2 separate regions of the Homo sapiens genome follow, and region 1 is linked to region 2. The links are chromatin loops, found by intact Hi-C in ENCODE. Cell type or tissue: gastrocnemius medialis. All regions are shown on one strand. Links, peaks and the distances in the headings refer to the core of each region. The heading gives the core; the rest is flanking DNA. Region 1 has its middle 18 kb from the start of NRBF2. Region 2 overlaps ARID5B (AT-rich interaction domain 5B).

The links. Hi-C counts contacts between places; a loop is a spot of excess contacts. Peaks named below come from ENCODE experiments on the same cell type or tissue, not always from the same donor. Only the 100,000 strongest peaks of a DNase experiment are listed, where the experiment ranks them.
Region 1: a loop joins it to region 2, with 4 times the contacts of the local background. A loop is called at or near these places in 2 of 110 quality-filtered maps.

Annotation. Positions count from the first base shown.
Region 1 is chr10:63,111,641-63,119,523 of GRCh38, forward strand. No RefSeq gene overlaps it. Among named protein-coding and RNA genes, the nearest start is that of NRBF2, 18 kb to the right of the region's middle. In gastrocnemius medialis, for the core only: no CTCF peak of the experiment used is centred there; DNase peaks (open chromatin) are centred at 2,521, 3,881 and 4,311; H3K4me3 peaks cover 859 bases; H3K27ac peaks cover 3,458 bases.
Region 2 is chr10:62,046,639-62,051,638 of GRCh38, forward strand. ARID5B (AT-rich interaction domain 5B) reads left to right here. Exons shown (of 10, transcript NM_032199.3): 5 at 4,250-4,362. Among named protein-coding and RNA genes, the nearest start is that of ARID5B, 150 kb to the left of the region's middle. RefSeq lists enhancers at 1-110, 901-960, 1,541-1,610, 2,231-2,320, 2,501-2,670 and 2 more. In gastrocnemius medialis, for the core only: no CTCF peak of the experiment used is centred there; DNase peaks (open chromatin) are centred at 433, 1,533, 2,643, 4,613 and 1 weaker place; H3K4me3 peaks cover 3,437 bases; H3K27ac peaks cover 5,000 bases.

The DNA.
Region 1 (7,883 bases), core at 1,396-6,395, 1.1 Mb after region 2:
AGTCAGTCAGATATATTTCAGAATTCAGAATTTACTGATTTTAGAAAGATAATATAGTGCCTATACTCTATATTATAGAACAGGGACTGGGAAAGTATCTCACAATCAAACACATTGATAAATCTTTAATGAATCATGTGAATATTCATAAGTGGGTTAAAGAAGGACCAAAAATAGTCTTGTGACAGTTCAGGATGAGTGTGCCATTAAATGAGTGTATAAAAATTTCACCAGCCTGAGCATCACAGTGAGACTCTATCTCTATAAAAAGTTTAAAAATTAGCTGGGGGTGGTGGTGCATGCCTATAGTCCCAGCTACTCGGGAGACTGAGGTGGGGGGATCACTTGAGCCTGTGAGGTGGAGGCTGCAGTGAGCCATGATTGTGCCACTGTACACCAGCCTGGGCAACAGAGCAAGACCCTGTCTCAAAAAAAATAGAAAAAAACAAAAAGAAAAAGAAAAAAAAACAGGCCAGGTGCGGTGGCTCATACCTGTAATCCCAACACTTTGGGAGGCCAAGGAAGTTATCACTTGAGATCAGGAGTTTGAGACCAGCGGGGCCAACATGGTGAAACCCTGTCTGTACTAAAAATACAAAAGTTAGCTGGACATGGTGGCACAGGGACCTCTAGTCCCAGCTACTTGGTTGGCTAAACACGAGAATTGCTTGAACTTGGGAGGTGAAGATTGCAGTGAGCCCAGATCGCACCACTGCACTCCAGCTTTGTTCTGTCTCAAAAAAAAAACAAAAACAAAACAAAACAAAACAAAAACCTTGAGAGCAAGGTTCTGTCTCAAAAAAAAAAAGAATTTAGTTTTCAGGGTATATTGGATTTTGAAATTATGGATAAATGATAAATGAGTACCTTCTAAGATAATACTGTATGATAGAAGTCAAAAAAATAGAGTTTCAAGAAAAAAGTGGTGTTAAATATTACTGTGAGATGAAGGACAAGAATTGAAGAAAAGTCATTAAACTTGATGATCAAGAGCTTAGTAGAGATATCTTCAGAAGCACCTTGTTTAACTGCATAAAGTAATGGGAACAGAAGTCAGCTCTTAAGGGGTTAAAGAGTAAGACAATCTTCATATCCAGTAAAATTGTTAAAATTAAAAAGACAAAGAATACAAACTATTGACAACCTTTTAAAGCAAGTGGCATTTTAATTCACTGCTGGTGGTAGTGTATTTTGAAAAACTGTTTGGCGATCTCTGCTAAAGCCAAACATATGCATAATCCTTGATGCAGCAATTCTAGCCTATATAAGTGTTTAGCTAAATGCATGCACATGAACTCAGGAAAACATGTACAGGAATGTTCACATCAGCTTTGTTTTGGAGTAGTGGTGGATATTCATTACATTGTAAATCAAATTAACTACAAACAAAAGGTACCATGCATGAACCACTGATGACAATTGGTCATGAACCAAGGATTATAATTTATTCAAATCTGTGCGGTAAGGTTCATAAGAAAAGGGGAAGAATGTAAGTCATTAATGAGAAGGCACCTATCCAAAAAGGGATTAAGCCAGGTGCAGTGGCTCACACCTGTAACCCCAGCACTTTGGGAGGCCAAGGCAGGCAGATTACTTGAGGCCAGGAGTTTGAGACCAGCCTGGCCAACATGGTGAAACCCCTTCTCTACTAAAAATCCAAAAATTAGCCAGGCATGGTGGCACGCACCTGTAATCCCAGCTACTAGGGAGGCTGAGGCAGGAGAATCGCTTGAACCTGGGAGATGGAGGTTGCAGTGAGCTGAGATCTCGCCACTGCACTACAGCCTGGGTGACAGAGCGAGATTCTGTCCCAAAAAAACAACAAAAAAAAAGGATTAATTATTTATACGTTTACAAAGTAAACATCCTGTTAAAGCCAGCCAAGAATATTTGCTCCATGATGATGGAAGAAGTCTAGAGGTTTCTGCAAATTATTTCAATATTGTGACCAAAACTTTTCCAATTGGTCCATTTCTCTCTCTTCTTTTTTTTTTTTTTTTTTTTTTTTTTTTGAGACAGAGTCTCGCTCTCTCGCTCCGTCACCCAAGCTGGAGTGCAGTGGCACGATCTCGGCTCACTGCAAGCTCTGCCTCCCAGGTTCACGCCATTCTTCTGCCTCAGCCTCCTGAGTAGCTGGGACTACAGGCACCCGCCACCACGCCCGGCTAATTTTTTTTGTATTTTTTTAGTAGAGACAGGGTTTCACTGTGTTAGCCAGGATGGTCTCGATCTCCTGACCTCGTGATCCTCCTGCCTTGGCCTCCCAAAGTGCTGGGATTACAGGCATGAGCCACCGCGCCCGGCTCCAATTGGTCCATTTCTCTAATTACTTTGCTCCCTTCCCCAAAACCCTGAACTGGAAAAAAATGAAAAAAAAAAGCCTGTGATATATATGGCAATCATGCTGGGAAAGTCAGAGCCCTGCAGATTTTAGAAATGACAAGGGAGAACTCAGTGTAGAATAACCTGTGTCTAGCCAAAGCTGAAGCCTGGCCAGGCTCCATGTATGTTGTGAAAATTCTTTGGCCACAGTCCTGATGTCCTAACATCTGAGGTTGCATCATTCTTCCCGTAGTTGCTTCTGGACTGAGTGTCAACAGCGTATGATGAAAACATGTCAGGGTAGAGGTAAAAGGTATTTGTCATATTTTCTTTTTCTTCCTTCCTTCCTTCCACAGAAGAGTGGAGAAAATATTTTAAAAGACCACCACAGAAATAAAGAATACAGTGAAAATGAAAGGTAGAAAATTCAATTCATGGTAAAATTCTTATTTTTCCTGTGCTGTTTGGCTTGACCCTTCCCTTTCCTGAAGCCCTCATATGGCTTCCCAAGATGTCAAACACATATCTTCTGTGCTAGTATCATTTAGGAGGGACAGCAGCAGGCAGCATGGAACACAGGAGAAACAAAATAGATTAACAGTGGATTGAAGAATCTTGGCAACTGTGGAAAATACTTTTAAAAGGAGGCTGGAGGCAAATTTCTCTTAGAAAATTTAATAGCAGAGGCCTGGCACGGTAGCTCACACCTGTAATCCCAGCACTTTGGAAGGTCGAGGAAGGCAGATCACTTGAGGTCAGGAGTTTGAGACCAGCCTGGCCAACATGGTGAAACTCCACCTCTTCTAAAAATCCAAAAATTAGATGGGCATGGTGGCAGGCACCTGTAATCCCAGCTACTCAGGGGGCTGAGGCAGGAGAATCGCTTGAACCTGGGAGGCAGAAGTTGCAGTGGGCCGAGATCACACCATTGCACTCCGGCCAGGGGGACAGAGAGAGGCTCTGTCTCAAAAAAATAAAAAGAAAAGGAAAGAAAACTTAAGAGCAGTTGCTGAATTTATGCCTTATGATTTAGATCATTTCTAAGTGTCCTCTCACTGACCTTTACTTAAGGCCATGATACTCTACCATCTTCTAATATCTCATGATTCCCTTGATCCCTTCCCAGTATGTGACCACTCTATTTGAAATAAAGTCCAGATTGACTAGCATTTTCCGTCAAAGGGTCAGAGGAAGAGGTGGAACTGGAAGTTTGAGGTCTGTATAATTGGGGGTAGTGAATACAGTGGATGGAAAGGATTTGATTAGGATGTCTTAGTGTCCTGAAGTGCCTGGAAAGAAAATGTAGGTAAAAGGGATTTCCCTTGTGTCCAACCCAGCATAGATCAACAGGTAAGTTATATATATATATATATATATATATAAATTCGCCAGGCTGGAGTGTGGTGGCACTATCTTGGCTCACTGCAATCTCTGCCACCCGGGTTCAAGCGATTCTCCTGCCTCAGCCTCCTGAGAAGCTGGGACTACAGGCACGTGCCATCACGCCCAGCTAATTTTTGTATTTTTAGTAGAGACAGGGTTTCACCATGTTGGCCAGGATGGTCTTGATCTCTTGACCTTGTGATCCACCTGCCTTGGCCTCCCAAGTGCTGGGATTACAGGTGTGAGCCACAGCACCCAGCTGAAGTTATATTTTATAGATAGAAAAAAGGCAGCACTACTGGTGCACCAGAAGCTGAGTGGTCCAAGGACATTAGGATTCTGGAGGGTTCGCTTCAGCTTCCTTTTTTGAGAAACACTAACTTAGTACAAAGTCGATTGAATCATTGCCTTTCTGCATTTATTTGACTGCCGTTTCCCAAATGTCAGCTTACTGAATAAAAAACTACCCTGAAATTCTGCTTTCCTTGGACTCTCCTCTATTGAACTTGGTTGAATAGAATGCCTGACTCCTGCCTAACTTGGCTTTGTTCACCCTGGCTCAGGCTGAAGCAACTGGACAAGTTGGCTCAGAGTCCGAGGAGTTAGAGCCTGCTGACCTCACAGCTACCCTCCCCCTTCTCACATGGCCAGTTCCTGCCCAGTCTAGTTTGTGAATAGTTCTTGGAAAATACCCTGGAGGAGAATAGAGTCACTAACAATAGCGACTCTCTTTTTAGCCTGAACCTCTTAGTACTCAGGACTGTGAACCTAGGAAAACCAAAAATAACAAATGTAATTGCAGTGGGTTACCCTCTATTTCTATTATTACCAACATCCAGTCATTCTGGTAGATATTTAGCTGCTTGTCGTGGAAAAATAACTGGGTTTATAACCAGACAGAGCTAGATTCAAGACCTAGCTCAGCCATTTATTAATTTTATGACATTGGACAAGTCCCTAATTTGAGCCCGTTAGAATTGAAAGAGGGAATGTACATGTAAGTGCTTGGAAACGTGCAAAGTATTATACAGTACAAAGTCAAACCATTAATATTGGGAAATAGGGATAATTTGAAAGTTTCAGGAAACAGAATAATTTAATTGTTCAAAAAACACTTGAATCAGCCCGAAGCAAAATGGGGCTTACTAGTCAACACCAGTCTTAAAAATAAACAACTAAACTATACTGTAGTTAGTTTCTGTTTAAAGTTAAAGGCAGTCTTCCCTTTTGTTCATGATGAAGTTGGAAATGGGGAAGGACTTATCAGATCCTTTCATATCAGGGAATGACGCAGAAGGATGATGGGCCCTCACACCTATTAAGTACAGGAAAGATGGCCATTGCTTACATGCTGGCTCTGCTGGCAAACTGTTTTTTTTTTTTTTTTCTCTGAAGTTAAGCCCTTGTTTTTGCCACTTAGTATTTTTATTTTATATATAATGAAAGGGGTTGGTTCTTCAGACTTGGGCATATTTTTACCCTATATCACTCTTGTGCATATATAAAAAGGGAAACAGGCCAGGCATGGTGACTCATACCTGTAATCCCAGCACATTGGGAGGCCGAGATGGGCAGATTGCTTGAGCTCAGGAGTTCAAGACCAGCCTAGGCAACATGGCAAAAACCCATCTTTACCAAAAAAGATACAAAAATTAGCCAGGAATGATAGCACAAGCCTGTAGTCCCAGCTACTTGGAGGCTGAGATGGGAGGATCACTTGAGCCCAGGTGGTCGCGTTATCAGTGAGCCAACATTGTGCCATAGCATTCCAGCCTGGGTGACAGAGTGAGACCCTTTTTAAAAAAACAAAACAAAAAAAAAAAGCCCTGGTGCGGTGGCTCACGCCTGTAATCCCAGCACTTTGGGAGGCCAAGGCAGGTGGATCATGAGGTCAAGAGATCGAGACCATCCTGGATAACATGGTGAAACCCCGTCTCTACTAAAAATACAAAAAAAAAAAAAAATTAGCCCAGCGCGGTGGAGGGCGCCTGTAGTCCCAGCTACTCAGGAGGCTGAGGCAGAAGAATAGCGTGAACCCAGGAGGTGGAGCTTGCGGTGAGCCGAGATCGCACCACTGCACTCCAGCCTGGGAGACAGAGCAAGACTCCGTCTCAAAAAAAAAAAAAAAGATACTCCCCCAAGTCCAGATCCCTATGGTAGCTTCCTGCTCTAGTTCTTCTTTAACAGGCTCAGTTTCAAAGATTACCATCTACCTCACTGTTCTCATATCCCGATACAATGATCTCTAGCCCCTGGCTACCCTCTGCTGTCTCCAGAGAGCCCCCAGGTTGCTGCCCTCTATTGTCTTAGACATCATGTCCCTCTCTCTACCAGGTAGTGGGGCCACAGTTCTGTCTTGTAGTAGTGTTGGCTTTGCAGTAGCTTAAGAAAGAGCCTATCCTGCTGGATATCTTACTTGCAGAATCTGAACTAGTTTGTAGAGCAGCTTCCCAATTCCAATGGTGAAATGTCCTAGAATCTTTTATGGTGGGATGGTGCCTGAAGCTCTTGTGAGTGGAGAAGCTGTTGCTGGTGCCTCCTGGGCTGCTTCTGCCCTTGTTCTTTTTGTAATTTATTTATTTACTTTTTAGAGACAGTTTCTGGCTCTGTCACCCAGGCTGGAGTGCAGTGGCCCAATTATAGCTCACCGCACCCTCAAACTCCCGGGTTCAAGCAGTCTTCCCATCTTGGCCTCCCAAAATGCTGGAATTGCAGGTGTGAGCCACCATGCTTAGCCCTTTTTAAAATTTCTAATGGTCTCATGGCTAACGACTGGCAGGAAGATAATTTTCAGATTTACTTATCTTCATTTGTCTTGCTGCTATCTTCACATAACCTCCTGTAATGGAGGATTCTCTAATTTAGAGTTCTATGTTCTGTACCTTCCCCTTGCTTCCTATCTTTCCATCTGGACCTCAGCACTGACCTGGGAAACTCTCTCTCATCCCATTCATTTATGCAGCCTTTATTCTGTTATTATTATTATTTTCAGATCCAGACCTACAGATGCAGCCTTTACTCTATAAGATTGAAAGGAGAGATCTCCCTACTGGCCCTTTTGCTGTTTTCACAACACTCCTGCTAGTGATCTCTACTACTGTAGTCACCACACTCGTTCTGCCTTCTGGGGATCCCTTGGCAGCCCCTGGCCACATGCTAGACATGCTCTCCAAGGATATGCATGAAGCACCCGCACAGCTAATTTAACACCCACTGAGGACGCGCTGGTGGTCCTGCTGTGACCATCCTGGCTCCTTTTCCTCCTGGGCCCTTGCTGGCTGCCCCTGACATTGCTGTGCTATCTGTTCTGGACATGTGGACTTGGATGCAGCCAAGCGCCCAGCACTACTCTGGGGCCTGCTGCTGCCCCTGCTACTCCCAACCCTGCTGTTGTCCCTGTTACTGTCTCTGTGGCAGGCCTTGTAGGTTTTGTGACTACAGAAGAATGCTCTTGGGTGGCTTCACTGGGCAGTCTGCAAACATCATATGTGTGGCAGGTGCACTGGACTCCCTCTCCTACTGCATAATGGAGGTTCATCTTTTTCTCCTGCTCAGCAGAGAAGCTCAGAAAGCAGAAAGTGGGACCAGGACAGTCTGCTCCACTCTCTCCCCATAAATGAGCAAACCAAGGACTTATAACCGGACAGGCTTTTGAGGTAACCAATCCAAGCTTCCACCTGATGCAGGAATCCCTCTCTCTAGCAGGCCTGTCAAATGGTCTGGCTAGTTTTGTTTGAACTATTCCAAAATTAGGGAGGGTACTATTATGGCACCCCAATGAACATCCTCACATACCTTTATTTTCTACCTCTGTGCTAGTATTTCTGTAGAGAAGGTTTCTACAATGGGGATTGCTGAGTCAAGGATATGCACATTTTGCATTTTGATACAGGGAACAGATTGTGCCTGGTTGCACACACATATGTTATAGTGATTTATAAGAAAAAAAAATTCAGAGCATAGCAGTCATGGGAAGACAGATTACAATTCACACAAATGAAAGACTTTCTAATAGTAAAAAAAAAAATCCAATATCAAATATACAAATGTTAGAATTTTAAAATATATCCTACCACAGATTGGTCTGCCTTGATTTGAGTAGTTCAAGGAGAGACTGGATTATCATGATGGTAAAGAGATAATTATAATAATTACAATATTGAGTATGAGATTAGAGC
Region 2 (5,000 bases), core at 1-5,000:
TCTTGGCACTGAGTAAGAGGAACAGATGGGCAGTCAGAGGGGAAAGATTTTTTTTTTAAACCACAGAGATCTTTCACTGATTAGGCAGAAGAGTCAGTGGCCCACTGGTTAAGGAGGGTAATATGTAGGGCTCTCTGACTAAGTTTTATTGGCCTTAGTGGGAGTCTTGCCACCTACTGCTGGGTCAAGACTAAAGGGGACCCCACTCGCTGTCAATTCTGTCGGACAGTGTTTCCTGTCTGGGGTGGGCTGCAGCACCCTCGTGCTATGTAGTACTTGAGTGTTTTCATTTGCGGAGAGCTCCCTGGTGACTGCCAGCCCAAGTTAGTATGAATACTTCATTTTGAGGCAATGTGTGTGTGTCTGTGTGTGTGTGTGTGTGTGTGTGTCTGTGTGTGTGTCTGTTAGAGATAAGTTGCTTAAAGCAGGGGCTCTGGATAAAGTCCAGTTGCCTGTGTTGAAATCCTTCTGCTGCCAGTAACCATTTGTATGGTCTGAGACAAGTAATTTCATCTCTGTCTCAGTTTCCTGGTCTGTAAGATGGGGATAAGGATCATGCCTTCCTCTTTGGCTTGCTGTGAGTTTTAGTGGAATTATTGTATGCAAAGCACTCAGAAGAGTGACTTGTACAGAGAAAGTGCTCAGAAATGGTTAGCTACTATTATTATTCACTTAGCTACTCTTATTATTCATGTATAATACTGAAAACATTCATGCAAAGAGCATTTACTGAACTCTGTGATAAGCCAGGCCAGTGAATCATATACACACGTAAAAGTAACAGTACGTCTATTGCTTTGCACTGTTTTTTTTCTAATAAAACTGACTGAAGCCAGATATGCTATCAGTAAGGGTACTGCTCTCTCCCTAGCAGAGCTTTTTCTTGGTAGAGATCAGTCTCACCTAAAGAACAAGAGCTGGTCTAATTCTGGAGTCTTAGGATTTAGGTTCTGTCAGTAAGTACATAGCACTGAGCTTTCAAGGAGAGGGCAGGTGTAGGTCCTTGCAGGGTGGCTGGAAGGAGGTGGGGCTGTCTCTTACATGAGTGAATTAAAGTCCGCAGACCCATCCCACTCCTGCCCACCAGCACACCATAATGCACCTGTTTTCACTCACTGACCTAGCAAATGACAGATTATGACTCTAGAGGGACAAAGATGTGGCCTGGGGACCAGAATTTTTGCTGTCCCCAAAGCCAGTCCTTCAATACCAAAACTTTACCTGGAGTCTTCTGAATCCAAAAGGTCTCTGATTCGATTGCAGAGGCACCTACCCAGTCCTTTGTGTTCCATTCCCCCCACCCCGTACTTTGAATATTTGTGCTCTTCAGGGTGTTTGTGCATTGCATGTGGGGACTAGATTATAGCCTTACTGAGATACCAAAGGCCTTTGGTTTCCTGTCTCCATTCCCAGTGCAAACTCAAGTCACCAGTTTATGTTTCCAGAGCATAAGCATAAGTAGTAAAGGTGAATGCAGTTTTACAAGTGCCCAGTGTGACAAGTATACCACGTGTGAGGTTGGCGGGACCAGTCTATGAGGACAGGAAAGAACAGTATGTGGGCATCTTTATTTCCATTAGTCACTTTTTCATTCAACAAATACATGTTATGCAATGCAGCCTTTTGGGTGTTGTGCTGGGCAGATAAAAGACACATCCCACAGGGTCTTGCCCTTAAGGATTCTCCAGTCTGGTATAATAATATGCCAAAAACCACAGCTAAAGTACAAGGAGTACAGTGATATGTTCCATAAGAGAAGGAGGGAAAAAAAGTTCAGAGGGGAGAGTAGGAGAGGAATTTGATTTTGAGTCCTGAATGACTGGTAGGATTTGCCTAACCATACCTGAAATACGCAAGTACTTGCCTTACTAAGAACAAAGGGCTTTTTCTCTTGATCAAATCCCATTTAGAGTTTACGTTTGTGTGACCAGAATATTAGGTGCTAGTCTGTTCTAAATTTGTAATTCTCAGAATCTGCTGGGGGAGTACATGTGCTTCTCTGGGTTCTGAAAACAGCTCAAAGAATGGAGAAAATAAACCCAGTTTGGGGATGACTTCTTGTCAGTTCCCGGAACCTTTGCCTTTATTTAAAAACAGCATGTTCGATGCAAGTTCTGTCGAAAAGGCCTTTGGGATTTGAAAGCTTTTCTAGAAATAAATGCCTTTTAGGTCTAAGTGCTTTTCACCAAAATGCTAGGAAGGGAAGATCATAGTAACAAGTCTTAGAACAGAGGGGATATTGTTTTGTTTGTTTTAATGAAATGCCTGCGACCTGCTACCCCAAGTTTTGTTTGTCAGCTTTCTGCTCAGCTGTTATTTTGATAAGGGACTTGAAAGTACATCCTTCCCTCGCGGTCATTAAAGTCTTAGCACTTGGGTCAGTTGTGGAAACACTTCTGTGCTACACAAAGTCTTCTAAACAAAACAAATAGTCCATGCCCTGGCTCCAGGCTGCGGACCGTGTCAAATTCATGGAACGTGGCATCGTGCTCTGACAAGGAGAGCAAGAGGTCAGGATCCACAAAACAGGCCGGATGAAATCACCATCTCCGTGCGGGGAGGTGGAGAGAGCAGAGCCCTCCCTGCCAGTCTGGCAACTCCAGCAAAGTCCTCAGGCTCATCCCACACACTCGGTGCTAGTCACTGCTGTGTGTTTACATGAGTAATGGAGCTGCCGGGGGAGGGGAGTTGTAAGCAGAGCGCTGAGCCTCGCAGCTCGCATTCGGAGGGAAGCTGACATCCACACCAAGTCGAGACTTCCAGGGATGTGGCCGGGGAGCAGTCACATGCTGTAGCTTTCATGAGCACAGGCATCAGTCAGGCAGATGTTTGTCGACTGGAATGGGTAATCGCTACTTTCTCTTTGCTTGATTTTTGTTTGTGAGCTTGTTTACCTTTGGTAATTCCAGGCTGGCTTTCTGGGATGGACTTTCAGACCAGCGTTTAGGGGAATGAGAGGAGAGAGCGGGTGTGGGAAGGGGATCCTAAGCCCTAAAGCCTCTTTTTAAACTTTTGCCTCTCTGATTTTAAAGGCAGTTCTGCTTTACTGAGCTTCCACCAACAGTAAAACTGTTATCCGGAGGAGAAAATCAAATTAGTAGGATTAATTGTGTTTGTAAAATGAGTACAGTGTAAAAATGTCCTAAAACCACTGGTTAACTGCCTAAGTAAGATTAACAACAATCAAGAAGGTTCATGTTGTTTAGATTTGACATTGTCATAATCACTCCTTAAGTAATAAAAAGTGTGGGTGCCTTGAAAGGTCTGAAGGAAATTGTTTAGGGTATAATTCATTAGCTTGGAGTCATTCTAGGGGTGGTTGGTTAGTTGGTTGTTTTTAATTTTGCTTGACTTGGGTGACTGATGAAGTTAAATGTGAAAGCTGATGCCGGATAGTCATAGCTCTCAATAAACAGCAGCCTTTTCCCCCTACTTTCTGTGTAGATCTTAAAAGGAACAAGCTCAGCATCAAGGATGAAATAGAACTTTGATTTGTATCTTGTCTTTTCAAAAGTGTAACCCCCATGGAATCAGGCTAACCCCAGTGTAATCTTTGGATGTTATATTAAATAAGCCTTAAGATCTTCATAAAAATATATTGAAAAGGAAAAGACAGCATGCTGATTTAAATGTATCTGTCAGATTTGTTGAGATTTGAAACTTGCTGGTTGCAGTATTGTTAGTAAATATATGTAATAATGTTTTCCAGCTTGCTGTTGTGAATGCCCCTCTCTCTATAGCTATCTCTCTACTTATCTGTATGGTAATTTGAGAGAATGCCCTTGTCTCTGAATATTTTGTAAAAGAGATGTTTTCAAACATTTCATTACTATGATACCATAAGGGCAGGCATGTCACTTAGGTTTCGGAAAGCAAGATACAAAACAAAAACCAAAGATTGAGCTCAAAGCCTGGCTCAGTTTTTCAGCACCAAATGCTTCTTGTCTAACAACGTGGAAGGACATTTTTCTTATCATGATCCTTTAGAGCTAAGAGCTTCGTGTTACTTCTATTAATTAGACATGTTAAAGCTAAATAGATTAGCTTTGGGAAACGTGTACAGAAATGTATACTCTACCAATATGCAAGCCTTCAGAGAGAGAAGCATGTAATAATGAGGGCTGCCTGCCACAGATCTGTACATTTCTCTGAACAATTAGAAGGGATCACTGTAGTGAGATTCTGGGTCTTTAATAAAGAAACCCATGCAAGTGAAAATGTATATCAATTGTTTTCCATTTGTTTTCAGCGCCAAATCTTAAAGGCAGACCACGCAAAAAGAAACCATGCCCACAAAGAAGAGATTCATTCAGTGGTGTTAAGGATTCCAACAACAATTCCGATGGCAAAGCCGTTGCCAAGGTACGGTCATTCACTCCACGGTATTCATTTCGTTGCATCTTTTTATTTTTGCTTTTTCTCTTTATCTCTCTGTGCCTGTGTCTTGGAGGCAGTTTTCAATTCAGCATCTGACTTTGGTATTCAGAGCTTTTGAAGCTCTATGCTGTGCCTGTTCCTGCCACCTCCCTTCCCCTGGTTGCCGTGGGCTGGGGGAGGTAGGCATTTTGATTAGTCAACAGAAAGACTTCCTACCTCCCAGTTTGGCCTGTTATGAGTAAAGGACAGATGATTAAGCACCCACGTCATTGAGGCTGAGATTTCATAGTGGGTGACACAATGACATAGTTTACTCTGCTTGTGTCAAAAATAGACCAGCTGAACCGTCCTCTTTCTGAATGTGTTCATCTAAATGTGTTTTGGAGATTAACAGAGGATGAAATTAGAAATAGCTAGAATTAATCTTTTTAGTTATGTATTTTTCAAAGTCACTTCTAATTTACATTAGACTAAAATTAAAGATACATAGCAAAATATTTAGATGTATACATATGCCCACAAGCATTTATATACTTTTAAAGATCTCTGTTAACATAGAATGAAAGTAAATTCTACGCTGTTGTTCAAGACCCAGGTCAATTTTTTACCTAAGCATTCTTTGG